Regions from separate parts of the Homo sapiens genome. Here region 1 is linked to region 2. The links are chromatin loops, found by intact Hi-C in ENCODE. Cell type or tissue: testis. All regions are shown on one strand. Links, peaks and the distances in the headings refer to the core of each region. The heading gives the core; the rest is flanking DNA.

Region 1 (10,530 bases), core at 1,771-9,770, 57 kb after region 2:
AAAGTCAAGAGAGGGAGGAAGAGAGGCAGGAAAGGAGGCAAAGAAGAAAGAAATGGAGGAAAGATGGCGTATGTAGGAGAATCCTTCTCTCCTTTCAGTTGGAATCAGCGGCCTCCTCCTCCCCTATGCTCAGGTCTTGTCCCCATTTTAACTCTTCCCCTTCAGCACCTAAGGAGGCAGCAGGTTGCAGATAAGGCATACAGGTTCTTTTCTGTGGTCTGGAATATTTATATCTAGCCCACCAATAGGCATAACATTCTGTGTGGTCAGTTCTTTTGCAAGTTGTCTATAGCCATTTTTTTACTGTGGGCCTCCCATCTGAAGTTCCTTAAGTGATGAAATGCAACAGTTTTGTCTGAGGACAGAATCAGGTGCTTACCTCACTCTTGTAGCCCAGATAAAATGTGCCAGGCTAACATTAACTGTTAGCATGCTGCAATAATCGTACACTTTTCATTTTAAGAATACGGGGCTTGTCCAGGCACGGTGGCTCACGCCTGTAATCCCAGCACTTTGGGAGGCCAAGGCGGGTGGATCACCTGAGGTCAGGAGTTCGAGACCAGCTGGCCAACATGGTGAAACCCCATCTCTACTAAAAATACAAAAATTAGCCAGGCGTGGTGGCACACGCTTGCAGTCCCAGCTACTCGGAAGACTGAGGCAGGAGAATCACTTGAACCCAGGAGGCAGAGGTTGCAGTTAGCCGAGATCGTACCATTGTACTCCAGCCTGGGCAACAAGAGCAAAACTCCAACTCAAAAAAAAAAAAAAAAAAAAAAAAAGAATACTGGGCTTAAAAGACTGCTGTTTACATGGTCGCAGTTGACAATAGCCTTACAAATTACCACAGACTAAATTCATGCACCATCCCAGATATGCATAGCCACCATGCCTACTTTCCCTGTCTCTGGGTGTTACACACTCACCTTGCTTTCTTGCCTGAGTGGTCTTAACAAAGTTCAAACCTTTCCCACAGACTTAGTGTCAGGTCACTACTGCTGTTGTCTGCTACAAATGGTGAACCCCCACACCTGGTTTCTGCTGACTAGAAGAAACTGACCCTGGCCTGACTTTCTCCAGGTTACTCAACCAAGAAGTATGAGGGAGTTAACCCTTTGTAGAACAGATGTTGACCAATAGAAAATAGAGGATGGGAAAGAGATATTACATAAATGCTTCTCCCTCTCCTCACCCAATTTCCTGTTCCAAGATGCAATAGATTATACAATTTCCATATGACAGAATAATCAGTGCATTTGCCATGAAGCTGTGGCTAGCTCAATAACGTATCCCCTATATTTGCTCTTCCTCCTCCCTTGCGTCACTTTTCATTTTCCTTCATTCCTACTCCCCAGGGATTATAGCCCAACAAACTGTTAATATGTATGTTTTTGCTCCAGACTGATGATAACTGCCTCCCATGAACCATGAAATGCCCTTTCAGGAAGGTTTTTCTACCATTTCACAGATGAGGGAACTGAAGCCAAAAGTGAAGAAGTGGCTTGCCCATGGTCATTTAGGGATCAATGAGTGACTCTGACTCTCACAAGCTACAGTGAGTCTTTCTTTCTGATATTATTCCTGCCTTCCCCTGCACACAGAGTGAGGCTGATGGTTTATATTATTTGACCGGCCCCATGTGCAGGGCTGACTCAACCTTGGGTGGATTTTGAAATTGAGGCTGAGAAACACCAGTTATGCTGGGCTGTTTGTAGAGAACTCTGGATGTAAGAGCTGCGTTCATGGATTAGCCATAAGTGCACAGAAGCAGAAAAGGTGACGTGCAGAGGAAGAAGAATGAAGTAAACACACTGAGAAGCTGAGATGAGAGGCAGGGAGAGAGTACTTTTCCTCCTTCCTCTGAAGTTTCAACTGACTTTGGAGTCCATGAACGACTTAGAAGCCTTCCAATAAGTCAGCATGTTTTTGTTTATGGTGGCTTGAATTAACTTCTGTTACTTATAAGCAAGTAAACCTTGACTAAACACTGGCATTACTTGCTCATTCATTCATGATCAAACATATATTAACTATCTACTTGCTCATTCATTCATGATCAAACATATATTGATTATCTACTCCAGGCTAGGTGTTAAGGATAAAGAGATGTATAAAATTCAGGAATGGCTGCTAAGTATTTACAATTTAGAAAGAAGGTGGATGTATATTTTAATGATAGTAATAAACATTTATGGTATGCTTGCCATGTGCCAAGCAATGTGCTGAACACTTTATATGCATTGTGTCATTTAATCTTTATAGTAATACTATGAGGTGGGTACTATTATTATCCCCATTTTATCAAAAATGAAACTGAGTCTCAGGAAGGTAAAGTCACTTACCTCAAATCACCCAGGCAATATGCTGTGGAGCTGGAATTCAGATCCAGGCAGTCTGACCCCAAAGTCCACATTCTTAGCCTCTACATGACATAACTGTAGTGCAAAGTAATTAATAAGTCCCAGAATGGAAGACAAATATAAAACAAGGAGACATGAGTGCCAGGAGGGACTCGGGGTGCAGATTAGGAAAGGGCTCACAAAGAGAATAAAATTGAGCTAGTACTTGAAAAACATGAGTGGAAAGTTGTTGAACCAAAAGGAGGAAGTCATTACACTTAGGAGTAAGTACAAGTTCAAAGGCAAAAGGTAGCAGAACATGGACATTTCAAGAACTTGATGGTTAGTGCATGGTGGTGGTGGGAAGTGCACTGACGGAGCAAGCAAATAAGGGGAGGTCTACAGAGATCAGATTCAAAGTTCCTTGTAGCCTTGTCCTGAAGTTTGATGTTTGCTGTGTGGACATAGGGAACCAGTAAAGAATTTTAAGGAAGAGAGTGACATGATCATTGGCCACAGTGTGGGAGATGGATTGGGAGGCTTGGGGGTCATCTCGGAGCCCCTGAGAGATGAAGAGGATCAGAAACAGCACAGCAGGGAGATAGAGAAAGACTCAAGCTGGAGAGATGTTTGAAAGTTAGAACTGAATAGTGGTCCATTTGATGAAAGTGTCAACCAAAATCTAATTTACCTTCATTTGAAAATTTATCTCCTATTGTGCATCACAGTGAATAAATATTAAGAACACCTAATACTGGAAATATTAAATGATTTACAAGATCTCTAAGCTCGTTGGAGAGAAAAGAAACAATCTGGATTGAAAAAAGCTGAAGCATTCCTAGAATGTTGAGATCCCATCCACTTTGGCTGCTCTGGCCAGAATATTTTTGTCTTTAAAAATTAGCAACCATAAAGTGGGTTTTTTTCATGTGTTTCATAAGAAGAGTAAACTGAGAAGAGAGCAAAGTTTGCCTGGTTCCTCCCTTGCTGTACTCCCTGTCTCTACCCGCCAACCCCCCACCCCCACTCCACCCCCACCATCACTTTCACCTCTCTGGTCTGTTTTCTGTTGGACTCATTTCCACTATAATGGTGGCCACTATATCTTCCAATGGCACAGGGGCTGGAGAGGAAATACTGAAGATTAAAATATCACCAGTGTCAGAAAATTAAAATGATGCCTTCTTTCATGGAGGCAATAAGTAGATGCAAGTGTTTGCTATTATTGTCCTGATGTCCTTTGATTATTTTATTGTCCCCAAAAGTAAAGATGTCTTATATTTTTTAAGCTGAGAGGAGCCATCTTGTTCAATCTTCCATGTTTAGAAACAGGAAACTTAAATACAGGAATTGAAACTTTTCTCTCTCTGAATCCAGGGTCTTTCACTCCCATGCCTTCTCAGATCCTTGGCCTGAGTAGTTTAGACCAAGATTACATATTAAAGGTCTGACAGCCGATGTAGCCCACAGTCATGTCTTGCTTGGCTGGCACTGTGCTTTAAATTTTCTTTGAATGTTTTAAGATGGATTATTCACTCTTCAGTTTGAAAAGGCCCTGTCATTCTCCGTAGTCTTACAATTGGCCCGATTCACACATTCAGGTTACTTAACTGGCCTGTATAGGGATGCGGGTTTGTGTATGAAAGTAAAATACATAATATATAAAATCGCGATGCTAGGATTTTGTCCTTCCTGTCATTTTGTAGCTGCTTATCTCTTCAGAGTTGTTAGAAGGCCTAAATAAGCTAACGGATGTAAACCTTTATATAAACTTTAAAGTATGGTTTGCTCATGTGAACCATTATAAATTATGTAACTAACACTTAATTACCTGAGTGCAGATACAATGTCATACACTTTATTTCCCCTTCTTCAAGTCACACTGACATTGGATTTCCAGTTAAACATCCCTTGTTTGGCACAGTGAAGATCTCACAGAGGGCAAGGGATGGAATTATACAAAAGAGAAGAGTCTACGGACTTTTGCAAACATTTTCAAAGTTCCTAGACCTCCAAGAAAGTGCTTGGTTATACACTTTCTAGTACTTAGAGACCAGAGCAAGTTTCTAGGACTTTATAATATACATACTTTGTATTCATTTTATCTGTGGCTATAGCCTTAATCTTGTTTCACCTCTGTTTTCTCGACTACTTCGAATACGTGCAAACCTGACATCTTGTGGAGCCTTCTAAATTGCTTTAAATTCTTTGTGGAACAAAATAGAATATAATCAATAAACATTTATGAGATTAATCCATATGAAACTGCTGTTTCAAAATGGTTTTAAAAACCATTAATGTCACATATTTATAGTACTTGTCTAAATACACTTTAGTGCTTAACTGCCCCATAATTCAAGCTCCTGAGGATGTGCCAGTCCATGTGGAAGGATTATAAGCTAGAGAGGCGGGAGATCTGGATTCTAATCCCAGCTCTGCTACTAAGTACCTGAGTAATTTTGGGCAAGCATCATTTTGCCAAACAAGTAGAATAACCCCAGTCCTGCCTACTTAACAACATTGTTATAAGGATCAAATGGTAGGCAATATGTCCACACTCTCTATAAAGTCCTGTTAAAAAATCTAAGAGGCTATTACACACTGAACTAAGCTCATCCAGAATTCCTCCCACTGAGCCCCGCTCTGTGCCCAGTCCCTTTGGAGTGTGCTGAGGGAAGTGTTCACCACCAATTCTCCTTCTCTTCTAATTACCTGCTCCTTCCTTTCAGCCCCTAACACCCAACCACAATTCCCAGTTTGCCAGTCTTTCCACACATATGATCTCCTTGGCCACCCTCCCCTGACACTTTTGCAAGGAAAGCATTATCAAGTATTTACAGATAGTTAAAATCTGAAGTTCAGACACATTTAGTAATTTTGTCTAAGGGCACACGTTTTTAAGTGCTACAGCTTTGATTTAAACTCTGTTCCTCTGATCCCAAGTTCAGAGCTATTTCACGCAGGGAATTCCACTCAAGCACATCCTCCCACCACTGCAATCTGGCAGCGTTTAAGAGCGCAGCCATACCATTTGCTAGTTCCATAAACCTGGACAAGTTACTCGGCCTCTCTTGCTTCAGTTTTCTCATCTGTAAAATGGGGATACTCATAGGACACAAATTTGTGGTGCACTGGCTTAGCACGGGGCCTTGGCACATGGTAAGCGCTTAATAAATGCTAGATTTTTAAAGAAGTTTGGGTACACCTTCCGAAATCCGGGGAGGCCACACAGTTTGCCTGTAGTTTTCGCGGAAGCTTGGGAGATATCTTTACACTCCGCCTCTTCCTTCTGCAGTCACGGGAAGCAGTTAGAAGCAGATCAGAAATCGAACACGTTTGCTTTTGCGATTCGAGAGCCCTTTCTGGCGCGGAGCTAGGGGCGGTGTTACGTAGCTGCCCTGAACTGAGAGCAGCGTTGGCCGGGGGCTAGGGAGCCGGGCTGTTCCACGCTCACTGTGCGCCTCGGGCGGCGGGGCTCGGGCTCTGTCCGAGGTGCTGAACTCCGGGGCTCCGGCCGCGCCGGCAGAGTGTGCCAGCGTCCATTATTGCCAGTGTCTGTGGGCATCTTCCAGAAGGCCGAGCATGGGGGTCAGGTGAAACCAGGGCGGTAAGTGCTTCTCCCATCATTTCTCAGAAATGCTTAGGTGCCTACTTTTTACAATTTCGTGCACATTTTCAGGATCATAACCTCTCACCGCCAGTTCCTCACAGGTTTCTGCAAAAACTGACGACCTTTCTTCCCCTTCAGTCCCTGCAAAAATCCAGACACCTATCACCCAGCCCCGCTCCGCAACCATTTCCTACAAGAATCCAGGCCCCTACGCATCTCATCCCCACGCGTCAATGCAAAAATAAAAAATGTTAAATCCGCCTTCCATTCCCGTCTCCCACAATTTCCTGTGATAAAAGCAAGCTGTCTCCTACCAGTTCCCCACTCCTGCCTGTGGCTAAACAGCATGGACCGACTTCTCGGGAGCTCGAGGTCCCCACCCGGGTGACCAATGCAGACCCCTGGGGGTGCGCTTACCTGGTGGGGACAATCGCCGAGCGAGGCCACCTGGGTCCAGGCTATAGGTAGTGTCATTATTATTCCCAAAACAAAATCAGGGGGCGTCCAGCACCCCTACCTGCAGCTGCGGGTTGGCTGCCAGAGGGCACTGCCAGACTGAACCAGCGCCGGGAGCTGGGGCTACCCCGGGCCCCGCGGGTCCTGTTGAGTCACTTGCCCAGAACTTCTTCAAGGTTCGTGAATAAAACCTCTGCGTCAGTTCCTTCAAATCGGTCCACCGCTCCTCCAAGTTGCGGTGGGAGCAGGGGAGTTTTGGGTTTGGTTTGGTTTGGTTTGGTTTTAAGAAAAAGAAAGAAGCATGAAAGAAAGATAGGAATCGCCCCCGGTTCCGCGCTGCGGGTGTGCAGGTCTCTGCGCAGCCCCAGACCTCCGGCTTGGTCTTCGGCCGGCTGTGCTGGCTGACGACGCGCTGCTGCCCGCTGGCGCCGAGAGCAGCTCTCCAGCCGCGACGGGCGAGGGTTGTGTGGGTGTGCGAGCTGCGAGGAAGGAGGAAGGAGGGGGCCGCGGGGGTGGGGAAGTGCCTACCTGCAGCCTCGGCAGAGGCGCCTGCTGCCCCACCCCCTCGACCCTAGCTCTTGGGGCTCCGACTCGCTCAGCAACTTAGCAGGGGGCTCCTAGACTCCCCGAGGGTGAGCGCGGAGCAGGCGCGGCCACTCCTGGGGTCCGGAGAAGTGAGGGGACGCTCCCAAAGTCTGACGTTGCAGGTCTCAGACCCTGGCAGGAATTTGAACTCGTGTCCCCTTTGTTCTCTCTGCGGCCCTGCCCTCCTCGGCTTTCCTTCACACACGCCCTGGAATCTCAGGCTGTCTGTCCAAGGTGTAGGAAAGAGAGGGAGAGAGGAGGGTGCAGTGCGATCCTCAAAACTGGGAATAATTTGATGATCAGGGCTGGTTCCACGGCCGTTGGATTTCATTCCAAATCAATGTTTTAGCCCACCCGCTACCTATTCCCAGGGCCTCCTGTGGAGTCGTTCGCGGACAATCTTCGTTTCCTTTTTACAAAGTAGTTAATAGTTGCTGCATATGATTGAAAGCATAAGGCATTGTATTTAGGAAGTAAGTGGCTCATGCTTGTAATCCTAGCGCTTTGGGAGGCCAAGGTAGGAGGACCGCTTGAGGCCAGGAGTTCAAAACCAGCCTAGGCAACATAGTGAGACTTACCAAAAAAAAAAAAAAAAAAAAAAAAAAAAAAAAGTCTCTACAAAAAAAAAAAAAACTAAAATGCTTTCCAAAAAAAATAGAAAGTGAGTGCCCCCTCCTCCCCTACCCTGCAGTGTCCTTCCCCCACTAATCAGTTCCCCAGAGGTAACCAGCATTTTCGTCTAGATACATGTATATGCACACAGGGGTTCTATTTGCCCTATGTTTTTTAAATCCCTACTTCTTCAGTCATTTTTAGTAATTTATATTTTCCTAGGATATTGTCCATCTCATTTACATTTTCAAATTTTCTGGCACAAAGTTACAAATAGTGTCACCTTATATTTATTTTCATCTCTAAAACTGTTCTGGGCCTCCTTATTGCTGATATTATTTATTTGTGTTTTCTACTGCTCCATTCCCAATTTTTTAAATCAAGCTTGCTGGAGGATTATCAATTTTATCTTTTAAGGGCAAAAATATTATTCCATAAGTTGCCTTTATCACTTAGTGTGTCTATAGTATCACTTAGAGAAATGTACCCTCCTAGTACCCAATATTTATAATGACTGCCTACTGTTTGTGGAGTTTTTCTCTCTAAAGCAGTTTCAAGGTTTATGTAGTCAAACACATGTCTTATCTTGCATGGTTTCTAGATTTCCCATCTTGCCTAGGGAGGCTTCGTACCCCAGAATCACCATACAGTTCCCTAAATGTTCTAGTAATGTATAGCTCTGTTGTTTAGATTACCATTTCATCTGGAAACTGTATTTGTGCACAGGGTAAGGTAAGGAACTGACAAAGATGAGAACCCAATTGTCCCAACACCAATTCAAAAAGTCCATTCTTCGCTCACTGATGTGAATGCCACCTTTATAACACTTTATATTTCTCAAAACAAACTCTACTTGGTTAATGTATGTTATTTTATACAAATACACTGCTAGATTGCAATAATTTACTTATGTTAATATAAGGTTTATTCCGTCTATATTAATAAGTAAAAATTGTGTTCTTTTTCCTTTTTAGGGGATGAGGGTTCTCATTCAACTTTGGTGCAAGGTTATGGTAACCTTATAGAATGATTTTGGACGCATTCTGTTTTTTCCTACACTCTGGAATATTTAAATTATCAAGTTAACTATCAGTTCATTGAGGGTTTAATAGAACATACCCATGAAACTGTCTGGACTTGATGGATTTTAGAAGGATAGATCTTTGATTATCTTTTCAAATTCATTGATGCTTGTTGGCATATTCATCATCTGACCCATCTTGAGTCAATTTTGGGTAATTTATATTTACCTGGAAAAAAGTTCATTTCATCTACCTTTTTTAATGTATTGGCATAATGTTACATATTATGCTCCTTTATAATTTTTCATCTCCTTTAAATCTATTCCTATATCCCCTTTTTATTCCTGATGTTGTGTTCTCCCCCACTATTTTTCATTAATATTATTTTGCTGTAGTTGAATTATATGATTTACATCATTTCCGTGTTGTGGTCTATTTATATGACAAATAAAAAATACTCCACAAGCATTTTCCCTCACACTTAATGTAGAAAAAAAATGTACATTCTGTGTTTTGGGGCACAAACAATACAAGTACACCTGTAAAGTTAATTGTACATTAGTACCTGTATTAGTCCTCTCTCACACTGCTAATAAAGACATACGTGAGACTGGGTAATTCATAGAGGAAAGAAGTTTAATGGATTCACAGTTCCACATGGCTGGGGAGGCCTCACAATAATGATGGAAGTCAAAGGAGAAGGAAAGTCACATCTTACATGGTGGCAGGCAAGAGAGCTTGTGCAGGGGAACTCCCGTTTACAAAACTGTCAGATCTCATGAGACTTATTCACTACCATGAGAACAGTATGGGGGAAACCGCCTTTGTGATTCAATTATCTCCACCTGGCTCTGCCCTTGACATGTGGGGGTTATGGGAGCTACAATTCATGAGATTTGGGTGGGACCACAGCTAAACCATATCAGCAACCTTTACATCTTTACTTTGGACTACAGGCAGTATAGTGTATTGATTAAGAGCACAGACTCAGGGGTCAGACTGCCTGTATTTAAATCCCAATTCCAGCACTCACCAGCTGCATAGTCTCTGATGAGACACCAAATGCCTTTGTGTCTCCGATGAGACACCAAATGCCTTTGTGTCCATAAAATTGGGTTAATATTAGTATCTACTTTCTACAACTGGGATGAGAGGCAGCTAAGGTAAAATATGTAAAATGTTTAGCACAGTGTCTGATAGGGAGTAAGCACCCTGTATGTGTTAACTACGCTTATCTGCCTGATCTATCAGTATTTAAATTAAACTGTTAAGGTCTCCTAGGAGGCTTGAATTCATTTTGGTTTTCAGCCAAAATCTACTATTGAGTCTGTGCTATGTGACCTGATCTGCCTTCTTTTGGAGTGCTGTAGATTTAGAATAAGACAGGCACGTTCTCTGCCTTTGCAAAGGAGCATTCTAAAGACTTGTCAGCATCTCTTTGGAGATGTGTGTGTATGTATGTGTGTAAGTGAATCAACTCACACTGTTCCATGAAGCAAAAGGACTTTTGCAACCTATTCCAAGTCTGCTTTCTTATGGATATCTCAGCTACTTCCTCAGAGATGCACCTTACATGCTAGGCCTACTTGATTAAAAACAACAACAGCAATAGTACTTTTTTTTTAAAAAAATTGCTAATAATAGTAATAAAAGCTTTGAATATCTACTACTATCAATGCCCTCCAGCTTAAGACCACCAGGGACTCAAGTATAGTTGAACAAATTGGCTGTATCACTTGTTGCAGTGAGGGAGGACACATACCATGGGTAATCGTGGGGTGTCTCACTTAAGAGGGTGCTAGAAAGAATGTGTGATGGAATTTGGGCTGTGGTTGAGAGATTTGGGGGAGGGTTGACCCACTCTTACACAGGCAGTTGGATCAGAAGAGAATCACATCAAATGTTA
Region 2 (10,530 bases), core at 968-8,967:
GCAAATCAAAACCATGAGAAGATGTCATCTTACACCAGTCAGAATGGCTATTAGTAAAAGGGAAAAAATAACAGATGCTAGTGAGGTTGTGGAGAAAAAGGAATGCTTATACACTGGTGGTGGGAATGTAAATTAGTTCAACCATTGTGGAAGACAGTGTGATGATTCCTCAAAGACCTATAAGCAGAAATATTATTTGACCCAGCAATCCCACTACTGGGCATATACCCAAAGGAATATAAATTGTTTCGTTATAAAGACACATGTATGTGTATATTCATTGCAGCACTACTCACAATAGCAAAGACATGGAATCAACAACCTAAATGCCCACCAATAATAGACTGGATAAAGAAAATGTGGTACATATAAACCATGGAATACTATGCAGCCAGAAAAAGAACAAGATCATGTCATTTGCAGGAACACGGATGGAGCTGGAGGTCATTATCCTTAGCAAACTAATGCAGAAACAGAAAACCAAATACTGCATGTTCTCACTTATAAGTGAGAGCTAAATGATGAGAACACATGGACACATAAAGGGGAACAACACACTATGGCCTATCAGAGGGTGAAGGGTGGGAAGGGAGAGGATCAGGAAAAATAACTAATGGGTACTAGGCTTAATATCTGGGTGATGAAATAATCTGTACAACAAACCCCCATGACACCAGTGTACCTATGTAACAAACCTGCACATGTACCCCTGAACTTAAAAGTTAATAAAAAATAAAGTAAATAAATTTTTAAAAAGAGCTTTCTATTTTTCTTCCCTGTCTGGATCTTTGGCCCAGTCTTTCTATTGAGTTGGTGGTCCTCTTCTTCCTGATTGGTAGCTCTCTATATTTATATGTCTTTCATTGTCCCCCTGTTTTCTCTCTTTCTGTGAGCATTTCCATTAAATTCCCATATGCTGCTCTGTCTCTCAAATTATAAAACAAAAACAGTCTCTTCCACATCTCCTTCCGGCTACTGCTCAAACACAGCAAAGCTTTAAAGTTAAACTCCTATAAAACATTGTCTCCCTTTCACACTGCCTCATCTCACTGGGCTCACTACAGTGAAGTCTTTGCCTCCAATGTTTCGTACAAATTACTCTTGTTAAGTCACCAACGATCTCGACCTTGCCAGATCCAAAGTTCAGTTACCAGTTCTCTTCTTGCTGGCCCTCTGGGTTGAATGAGGTTCCCCCAAATTCATGTCTTCCTGGAACCTGGGAATGTGACCTTAAAAGAAAAAGGGTTTTCTGCAGATGTAATTAAAGTAAGGATCTCAAAATAATGTCATCCTGCATTAGAGGACCCTAAATCCAATGACAAATCCTTATAAGAGAAAAGAGAGAGAGACCAAGAAACCACCATGTGAAATGGAGTTGGGGGTTTGGTGGTGTGTCATGGAACCTAGTCATGTATCCTAGCCTGGGGCCACCAGAATCCTGGAGAGAGACATGGAATGAGCTCTTCCCCAGAGCATCTGGAAGGAGCCAACCCTGCCAATACCTTGACTTTAGAATTATGGTTTCCAAAGCTGTGAGAGGAAAAAATTATGTTGTTTTAAGCTTCCCAGTTTGTGGTCATTTGTTACAGCAATCCTAGGACGCCAACACCAGCTCTCAGCAGCAGCATTTGACACCGAGGCTCACTCCTCACTCCTGAAAAGGCATCTTCTGGTGCCTTGTGGGCCACCACACTCTGGGGGGTTCCTTCTGTCTTTCCAGCTGCTCCCTCTCACTTTCTATTTGACCTTCTCTTCTTCTCAACTTCTATAAGTTGGAGGCCCATGGGATCTAGACCTGCTTTTCTGTCTTTATTTACTTGGTGAACTACGTAGGCCGAGTGTTTTTATTTCACCTTCTATCTACATATTTATGGAATCTCAAAGTTTTCTCTCCAGCCCAACCTACACTCTGAATTCCAGACTCATATGGCTGTTGAATTGCTATCTCTGCAGGACCTCTAATAGCGATCTCCAACTTAACATGGCCAAAACAGAGTGCTAGATCTGCCTCCACCAAAACTCCATCCCCAAACTCTCCTTCCCACAGTCAGGCTCATCTCAGTAAATGAGACTACCTTTCACCTGGTAGTTCAAATTCACAAAGTTGTCATTGACTCCTTTCTTTCTTTTGTGCCTCATATTCAACCCAAGAGCCTGTCCCACATCCTTCACCTCTCCAGTTGGTTGAATCCATTGTCATGTCTGCCTGGACTATGGCAGTAGCTCCTCACTCCCTGCATCCACTCTTACCCCTGCAGTCTACTACCCACAAAGCAGCCATAGTGACCCTTTGAAATATAAATCAACACAAATTTGAAGATTCATAGAAGCCCGATTTGTAATAGTGAAAATCAGAAACAACCCAAATATCTTTCAGTGTATGGATGTCTAAATAAAATGTGATACATCCATAGCATAAAATACTACTCAGAAATAAAATGAAAGAGCATATATTATGCTGAGCGAAGACAGATGATCTCAACAGGCCACATGTTGCATGATTCCATCTACGTGACATCTTCAAAGTGACAAAGGTACGCAGATGGAGAACAGATTAGTTGTTAACAGGCACCAAGGGTGGTAGAAGGGAGGGCAGTGTGTATGAGTATAAAGGACTGGCATGGAAGAGATCTCTGTAGTGATGGACAGAGTGTCTTGGTGATGGAGGTTGTATGCACCGTCCCATCATGGCCTGAAAGCTTTCTGTGAGCTGGCTCCTGGGTACCTTGAACTTCACTTTTTAACCACTATACCCCTTTCTCACTGCCACACCAATTCTTATCTCCATGCTGTTCCTCAAACAAACCCTTATATTTCCATCTCCAGACCTTTGCAATTGCTCTTTCTCCTAGCTGAAATGTCCCCTGCTCAAACAAAATCTCATCGATGAGACCTTCCTTACTACCCAATCTCAGTAATACCTATTCTCACTCCATCTCACTCTTTATACCCACACCTAACTTTGTCTTTATAGCACTTATCAGTACCTAATATTACATACATTTACTACTTTATCTGTTTATTGTCTGGCTGTTCCATGAGATGTAAGTTTCACAAAGGCAGGAACTTTGTGTTTTATGTTATTATCTCCCCAGTGCTAAGCAGGGCCCAGTGTAACACAGACACTTAACAAATGGTTATTAACTACTTAATTAATTAAGATGACTAATCTTTTGTGATATGAGTTGTAATATGAGTTTTTCCTCAGTTTGCCTTTTGTCTTTTGGTTTTGTTTATACAGTGTATATGTGTGTGTTTGTGTGCATGCTTTACCATGCAACAATTTTAGATTCTAGGTAGTTAGATTTATCAACTTCTTTTATGATATTGTACTTCAAAGGACTCCCTTAAGGTAAATAATATTATTTTCAAAGATTTTCCTCTAGCATTTAAATTTTTTTCTTTGTAATGTTTACAATTTTTATCTACCTGGAAGTTATTTTAGCATAAAGTATGAAGCAGAGATTAACCTTTTTTGATATAAAAGTTGTGACACTGCTTTATTTTTCTTTCTGTTCACATAGTATATCTTTGCCAACCCTTCTTCAAATTTGCTGGACAACTTGGTCTTAATTGTGTTTCTTGTATACAACATCTTGTTTATGTTGCATACAACATAAAATTGGGTTTTGCTTTGTGATCCAACATTTTCTCTTCTGATAGATGAGTATCATTTTCCTTATCTATATGTCAGATATGGTTGATGTAAGATCTTTTATCCTATCTTTATTGCTTATATCTCTGCTTCAAACTCTTGTTTTGTAACGACAATTACTTATTTCTTAAACTGATAATGACATATTTAGTCATAATTTTCATCTGCCCCCATCCACGTTTTTTAGTTTTTCTCATCTTTAATGTGTTTTTATGTGTCATTTTTATTTTGTCACATTTTTGTACCAACCAAGGTTTCTCAGCCTAGCACTGATGACACTCTGGGTCGTATACTTCTTCATCAGTGGAGGGCTGTCCTGTGCCTTGCAGGATGTTCAGCAGCATCCCTGGACTCTACCCAGTAAGCGCCTCCTCCTCCCCAGTTGTGACAGCTAAAAATATCTCCAGACATTGTCAAATGTCTCCTCAGGGGCAAAATCACTGGTAGTTGAAACCGCCGAAAGAGATCATGCGGTCCTTCCTTTTGATCCCTCATCTCTGCAAGAAGTGAATTCTTCCTGCTTGGGGATGAGCCCACACTCCAGTGAAGTAGGAATTTTTCTTATGGCACAGGGAAGGGGAATAAACGAATTCCTGTAAACTTTTCTGTTCCGCAGCCTACTGGGCTTGGCAGCTGTTCAGCAACTCGCAGAGCAGTCTCTCTTCTCCATCTGCCTCGCTAACAGCAGCCACAGTGATCTAAAAACCTACGCCTGGCCATGGGCTCGCCTACCTAAAACCTGTCAAAGGATGAAGCTCAAGCTCCCTCTTATGGGATTTGTAGTATATTATGGCAATCTTTATATTATGGTAAGGCTCCTTTGCTGGCCCTTGCATCCTCTCCATCTTTACATATACCTATTCCCATCTTACCTTCTCTTCCTATGGTCCAGCCCAGCCAAAGTCCTTGCCTCCCCTGAGTACTCAAGACCACATGAAACTCTGTGCCTCTGCTCATGCTTCCTTCCATCATCTGCTGTCTTTCTTCCCCTGCTGGCTTTCTTTCTTCACCTTTTTTTTTTTTTTTTTTTTTTTGAGACAGGGTCTTGCTGCTGTGTCACTCAGGCTGAATGCAGTGGCATGATCGCAGCTCACTGAAGCCCCTGTCTCCCAGGCTGAAGCAATCCTCCCACCTCACCCTCCCAAGTAGCTGTGACTACAGGTACACAGCACCACACCCAGCTAATTTTCTATTATTTTGTAGAGATGGGGCCTCAGTATGTTGCCCAGACTGGTCTCAAATGCCTGCATGCAAGTGATCCTCCTGCCTTGGCCTCCCAAAGTGCTGGGATTGCAGGCATGAATCACTATGCCCAGCAAATTACCTTTTATCTGACCCCTCTCACTCAATTGGCCACACTCTACCTTAAGCTAGTACCTCTGTCACAATTCATACTTGATAAGTGAATGGATGTATGAATTAGTGAATGGATACATGAAGGAATGATGTATTTTTCTTATTGATGTCATTCTGGGCAGTAGTTTGGCTTATTGGAAAATTAATGAATGAATGCATCCATGATACCACTTCCAAGTTACATCATAATTGACATAATGAGAAAATGCCGGAAAAATAACCTCCTTGCATTTAATAGTCCTGAATAACAATTATGGCTAACATTCATTAACTGTTGACTACACGCCAGGTGTATTAGTGATCTTTTGCTGCATAACGAATTATCTCAAAATTTTTTGGCACTTCACGACTGCAAACACTGCTTATCACCATCTCAATGGATCAGGAATTTAAGAGAGATTTAGCGGGGTGATTCTGGCTCAGGGTGTCTCAAGAAATTGCAGTCCAGATAGATGCTGGCTGGGGCTGAGGAGGTTGAACTAGATGGTTTTCAACAGCTCAAAGTCCATGACACTCTGTGATATGTTGACTGGCCCCGAAATTCCCACAACCTGATCTCTTGCAGAGACCCACACTTCTCCCTGCTGAGGAGCAGCTTCTTGAGTGGAGACCATGGCTTGTGCCTGCCCAATCCTTGAGGTAAAGTTGAACTTTATTGATGTTTCTCTACTGTCCTCTTGTGGTCATTTCTCATATTGCTGCAGTTCTTCAAAAAGATGAAATTCAAGTATTTCTAGTAAAAGCTAATTACCGTGCTCAATACAGTACTTTAAACAGTATTTACTAGGAGCAATGGGAGATACACATTCATGTAATTTGGCTTTGGAGGGTTTAGTCTTACTAGCAGTGAGACACACAGCCCTAGAAGTGTATGATATTATGCAGTAGTGTGTGTGTGGTGTGGCTCAGAGCTAGATCAGAGGTCTAACACTGCTCTCTACACACATCATCTCCACCACCATCACCATCCTAATCACCACCATCACCACCATCACCACTACCATCATCACCACCATCATCCTAATCACCACCATCATCACCACCATCACCACTACCATCACATTCACACCATCACCACCACCACTGCCATCACCACCATCAACACCACCATAATCACCACTATCACCATCATGTCATCACCACCACCATAACACCATTGCCACCACCATTACTACCATCACCACCATCATCACCATCACTACCACTCCTCTGTCATCACCACCCGCTAGCAGCTGCACTGCCGCCACCATCACTGCCACCCTCATCATGACCACTACCATGATCACTGCCAACACCACCCCAAATTTGGAGCTATCCGACACTGTGGACTTTTGCAATGGAAGTTAATAGAATCAACAGCAAATGAAACAGATTAGCTTAAAATTTAATATTTGTACAGTGTAGGGACCAGCCCCACAGGGTCGGTGGGTCTCTCCCCGTGTGCGGAGATGAGAGAGTGTAGAAATAAAGACACAAGACAAAGACATAAAAGAAAAGACACCTGGGCCCGGGGGACCACTACCACTAAGTTGCAGAGACCGGTAGAGGCCCCGAATGCCAGGCTGCACTGATATTTATTGGATACAAGACAAAGGGGCAGGATAAGGAGAGTGAGCCATCTCCAATGATAGGTAAGGCCATGTGGGTCACGTGTCCACTGGACAGGGGGCCCTTCCCTGCCTGGCAGCTGAGGCAGAGAGAGAGAGAGGAGACAAAGAGAGAAACAACTTACACCATTATTAGAGACTTTTAGTACTTTCACTAATTTGTTACTGCTATCTAGAAGGCAGAGCCAGGAGTACAGGATGGAACATGAAGGCAGACTAGGAGCATGACCACTGAAGCACAGCATCACAGGGAGACAGGCCCCTGGATAACTGCGGGTGAGCCTGACTAATGTCAGGCCCTCTACAAGAGGTGGAGGAGTACAGTCTTCTCTAAATTCCCCGGGGAAAGGGAGACTCCCTTTCCCGGTCTGCTTAGTAGTGGGTGTTTTTCCTTGACACTTACGCTACCGCTAGACCACGGTCCGCCTGGCAACGGGTGTCTTCCCAGATGCTGGCATTACCGTTAGACCAAGGAGCCCTCTGGTGGCCCTGTCTGGGCATAACAGAAGGCTCGCACTCTGTCTTCTGGTCACTCCTCACTATGTCCCCTCAGCTCTTATCTCTGTATGGCCTGGTTTTTCCTAGGTTATGATTATAGAGCAAGGATTATTATAATATTGGAATAAAGAGTAATTGCTACCAACTAATGATTAATGATATTCATATATAATCATATCTAAGATCTATATCTGGTATAACTATTCTTATTTTATATTTTACTATACAGGAACAGCTCGTGTCCTCGGTCTCTTGCCTCGGCACCTGGGTGGCTTGCCGCCCACAGTACAGAGCTTTTAATTTTACAAGGAACTTTCACAAATATTTTATTATTGAAACCTTGCAATAGCCCTAAGAGGTGAAGCCAGGGCAATTACCATCCTTCTATTTACTTTGCCTTTGAGATGTTTAATGCAGAAAATACTAATGGTAACATAACAAACACCCACATATCTGCCACTCAGGACTAACAAATGCTAATATTTTGTTATACATTCTTCAGATTTTTTAAAGAAAAAAATACTGCACAGATAAAATGGAAATCTCCTTTGTACCCCATCCCAATTTCTATCTTCAATTCCCAGAGGTAAACTTTTCTTTACAATCTGTGTTTTTATAATTTTACTATATATTATACATGAACACATTTATTTTTCCCATGAGCTATACAGAATAGTGTTTAATGTGTGTTTTTACTGATATATAAGTGATACCACATTGGATGGTTTTCCTTTTTCACTGTACACTCTGGTGTGTCTTCAATATTATTTCATGTTGCTTTATTGGGAGCTATTTTATTCATTTCCAACTGTTATAAAGTATCCCCATATACAAGCATGCAACGTTTTGTTTATTCATTCCCATCCATGTGCATTTGAGTTATATTGTAATGTTTTATCACCAAACACAATGCTGCAGTGAATATCATTGTACATTTCCCTTAATACCACATTTTGTTACAAACGAGGAAACTGAGGGTCAGAGGGGAGAGACCATGTGGTCTGCTCATCCTCACACAGCTCCCAGGAGCAGAGTCAGGATTTGATCACTACCGAACTGTTCCATACTCCAGGAATCTTCTGTGCACGTTCCTGCTGATGCGAGTGTGTGATCGATATCTTATAAAAGAGATCAGGAAAAAGGGAAGTAATTCAAGCTACGAAATGCACCTAGTCTTGACAAAATAGTGGTTCTAGTAGAATATAATTTAATTTTTTAAAAGCAGCATAGGTTGAAAGACTTGGATGGAATTTATCTAACACTGTCTGTTATTGGCTGAACTGTGTCCTCCCCTTTCTCCCAAATTATTCTATTTTTGTTTTTTGTTTTTCCCCCAAATTCTTATGTTGAATTCTGAACCCACAGTGTCTCAGAATGTTACTATATTTGGAGATAAGGCTTAAAGAAGTAATTAAATTAACTACAGTGAGCCCTAACCCAACATAACTGTTGTCCTTATATAAAGGGGAAATTAGGACACAGACATGCACAGGGAAGGGACCGTGTGAGGACACAGAAGACAGCCATCTGCAAGCCAAGGAGAGAGGTCTCAGGAGAAACCAACCCTGTTGACACCTTGATCTCTGACTTCCTGCCTCCAGAACGGTGAGAAAATTAATTTCTGTTCTAAGCCACCCAGACTGTTGGACACTTTGTTATGGCAGCCCCAGCGGACTATGACACTTTGCAACTGATAGCAGCTAAAGCAGATAGATCCAATAGATTCTGGTCAGTTCACATACAGGCTTGGTAGTAGTGAGGCCTGTTCCACCAGGGTCCACCACAGCCCAGAGCTTTCAAGCCCCTTGCTCTGGTGACAGATGCACAAAGCATTTGTTGTCTGTTATTATTATAACTACTTTGACACTTGGAAGTTGTGACATGGTAAGTGTCCTGAGTGTTTCATGTACTGGAAATATCTATGTCCCTCTATTTTATAAGTCAATCGATCAACTCTAGTGGGTGTAGTGGGTGGAGTTTGCTGGGTTGGATCCACCTAGAGTAAAAATATTAGCTAGGGTGCTAATGTGTTTTTTTCTTTGTTTGTTTTTTGTGTTTGTTTGTTTGTTTGTTTGTTTTGAGACAGAGTCTTGCTCTGTCTCCCAGGCTGGAGTACAGTGGTGTGATCTTGGCTCACTGCAACCTCTGCTCACTGCAACCTCTGCTCACTGCAACCTCCATCTCCTGGGTTCAAGTCATTCTCCGGCCTCAGCCTCCCAAGTAGCTGGGACTACAAGCACCTGCCACCACACCTGGCTGATTTTTGTATTTTTAGTAGAGGCAGGGTTTCACCATGTTGGCCAGGCTGGTCTCGAACTGCTGACCTCAAATGATCCACCCACCTCGGCCTCCCAAAGTGCTGGGATTACAGGCATGAGCCACTGTGCCCAGCCCTAATGTAGTTTGTTTTTGGCTCTATCAAGACACCCCCAGATCCAGCTCCACTAGCCAGCCAGTGGGGGCCTAGCTTTTTGATGTTTTAATATCTGCCTGCCAGAGCCACAGAGGTTCAGAGAGGGGAAGATTTACAACCTCATGTATAAGAAATGCCCCACCTCCGTGGCACCAGAATAAGAAAGGAGTGAATCTGTAGCTCCAGACTCCACAGCCACACTTCAGCTGCCACCCTTATCCCTGACCAATTATTCCTTTATCAAAATTTTTCATCAGGAATGGCTTGTATTGATCTTACAAACTTAGTTTTCAGGGCCTCTTGAGATGACCAAATGGCTTTCCTTATTTTCCTTACTAGCTGCATAGCCTTGGGAAAAGATTAAATTCTCTGTGTCTCAGTTTCCTCATCTGTAAGATGGGAGTATTAATGGTTCCTATGCTGCTGAGCTGTTGTGAGAGATTAATGAAATGCCACACAAAAAAGCACTAAGAACTGTGGTTGGTGCCTAGCAAGAACTCAATGTAATTTCTTTTGTAGTCATTAATGTTCTATCAGGAAAAGTTAGAAAGCTAGCGTTTACATTTTCTCTTACCTTCCCTCACCTCCTAATTCTCAATTTCAATTTGCTGTATTGCAATTTTTAAATAATTAGACTTCATAACATTTATAGTCCCTAGATTGTTCATAGTTGTCTAGCCTCAGCTGTATATTTTAATGGATGAAATGCTTGAAAACCTGCCCTTTTTGTGATGGCCCCTTTCCTTTCCTTACTCAGTAGAGTTTTTCCTGGGGTAGCTGATTCAAGAGTGGTTCAAAGGTGCTCTGTGCCCTGAATTCCTTCTAGTTTTAGAAAGGCCACCTGTGGCCTTTGTAACTGAATGACAAATTAGCAGTGTATCATTTCCCTGGGTCCACACTGTCTCTCCCAGAGTTCCCTGAGGACAGTATTCCAGGGTCTTATCCCAGTAAATGTCAAGAAATAGTTTGGGGTCACATGATTTCTCCCTCTGACAGGTTAC

What was found. A loop is a pair of places that touch in the nucleus more often than their neighbours do. Peaks named below come from ENCODE experiments on the same cell type or tissue, not always from the same donor. Only the 100,000 strongest peaks of a DNase experiment are listed, where the experiment ranks them.
Region 1: it touches region 2 in a loop (4-fold over the local background); 2 of 110 quality-filtered maps call a loop at or near these places.

Annotation. Positions count from the first base shown.
Region 1 is chr15:79,279,065-79,289,594 of GRCh38, reverse strand. ANKRD34C (ankyrin repeat domain 34C) reads right to left here and starts at 6,873. Exons shown (of 2, transcript NM_001146341.2): 1 at 6,367-6,873. ANKRD34C-AS1 (ANKRD34C antisense RNA 1) reads left to right here and starts at 5,650. Exons shown (of 2, transcript NR_038997.1): 1 at 5,650-5,946. RefSeq lists a silencer at 6,549-6,747 and an enhancer at 6,399-6,938. In testis, for the core only: no CTCF peak of the experiment used is centred there; a DNase peak (open chromatin) is centred at 5,824; H3K4me3 peaks cover 1,162 bases.
Region 2 is chr15:79,335,355-79,345,884 of GRCh38, reverse strand. It overlaps a transcript of TMED3 not described here. Among named protein-coding and RNA genes, the nearest start is that of TMED3, 30 kb to the right of the region's middle. In testis, for the core only: CTCF peaks have their summits at 5,706 (motif pointing left) and 7,120 (motif pointing left); a DNase peak (open chromatin) is centred at 7,084.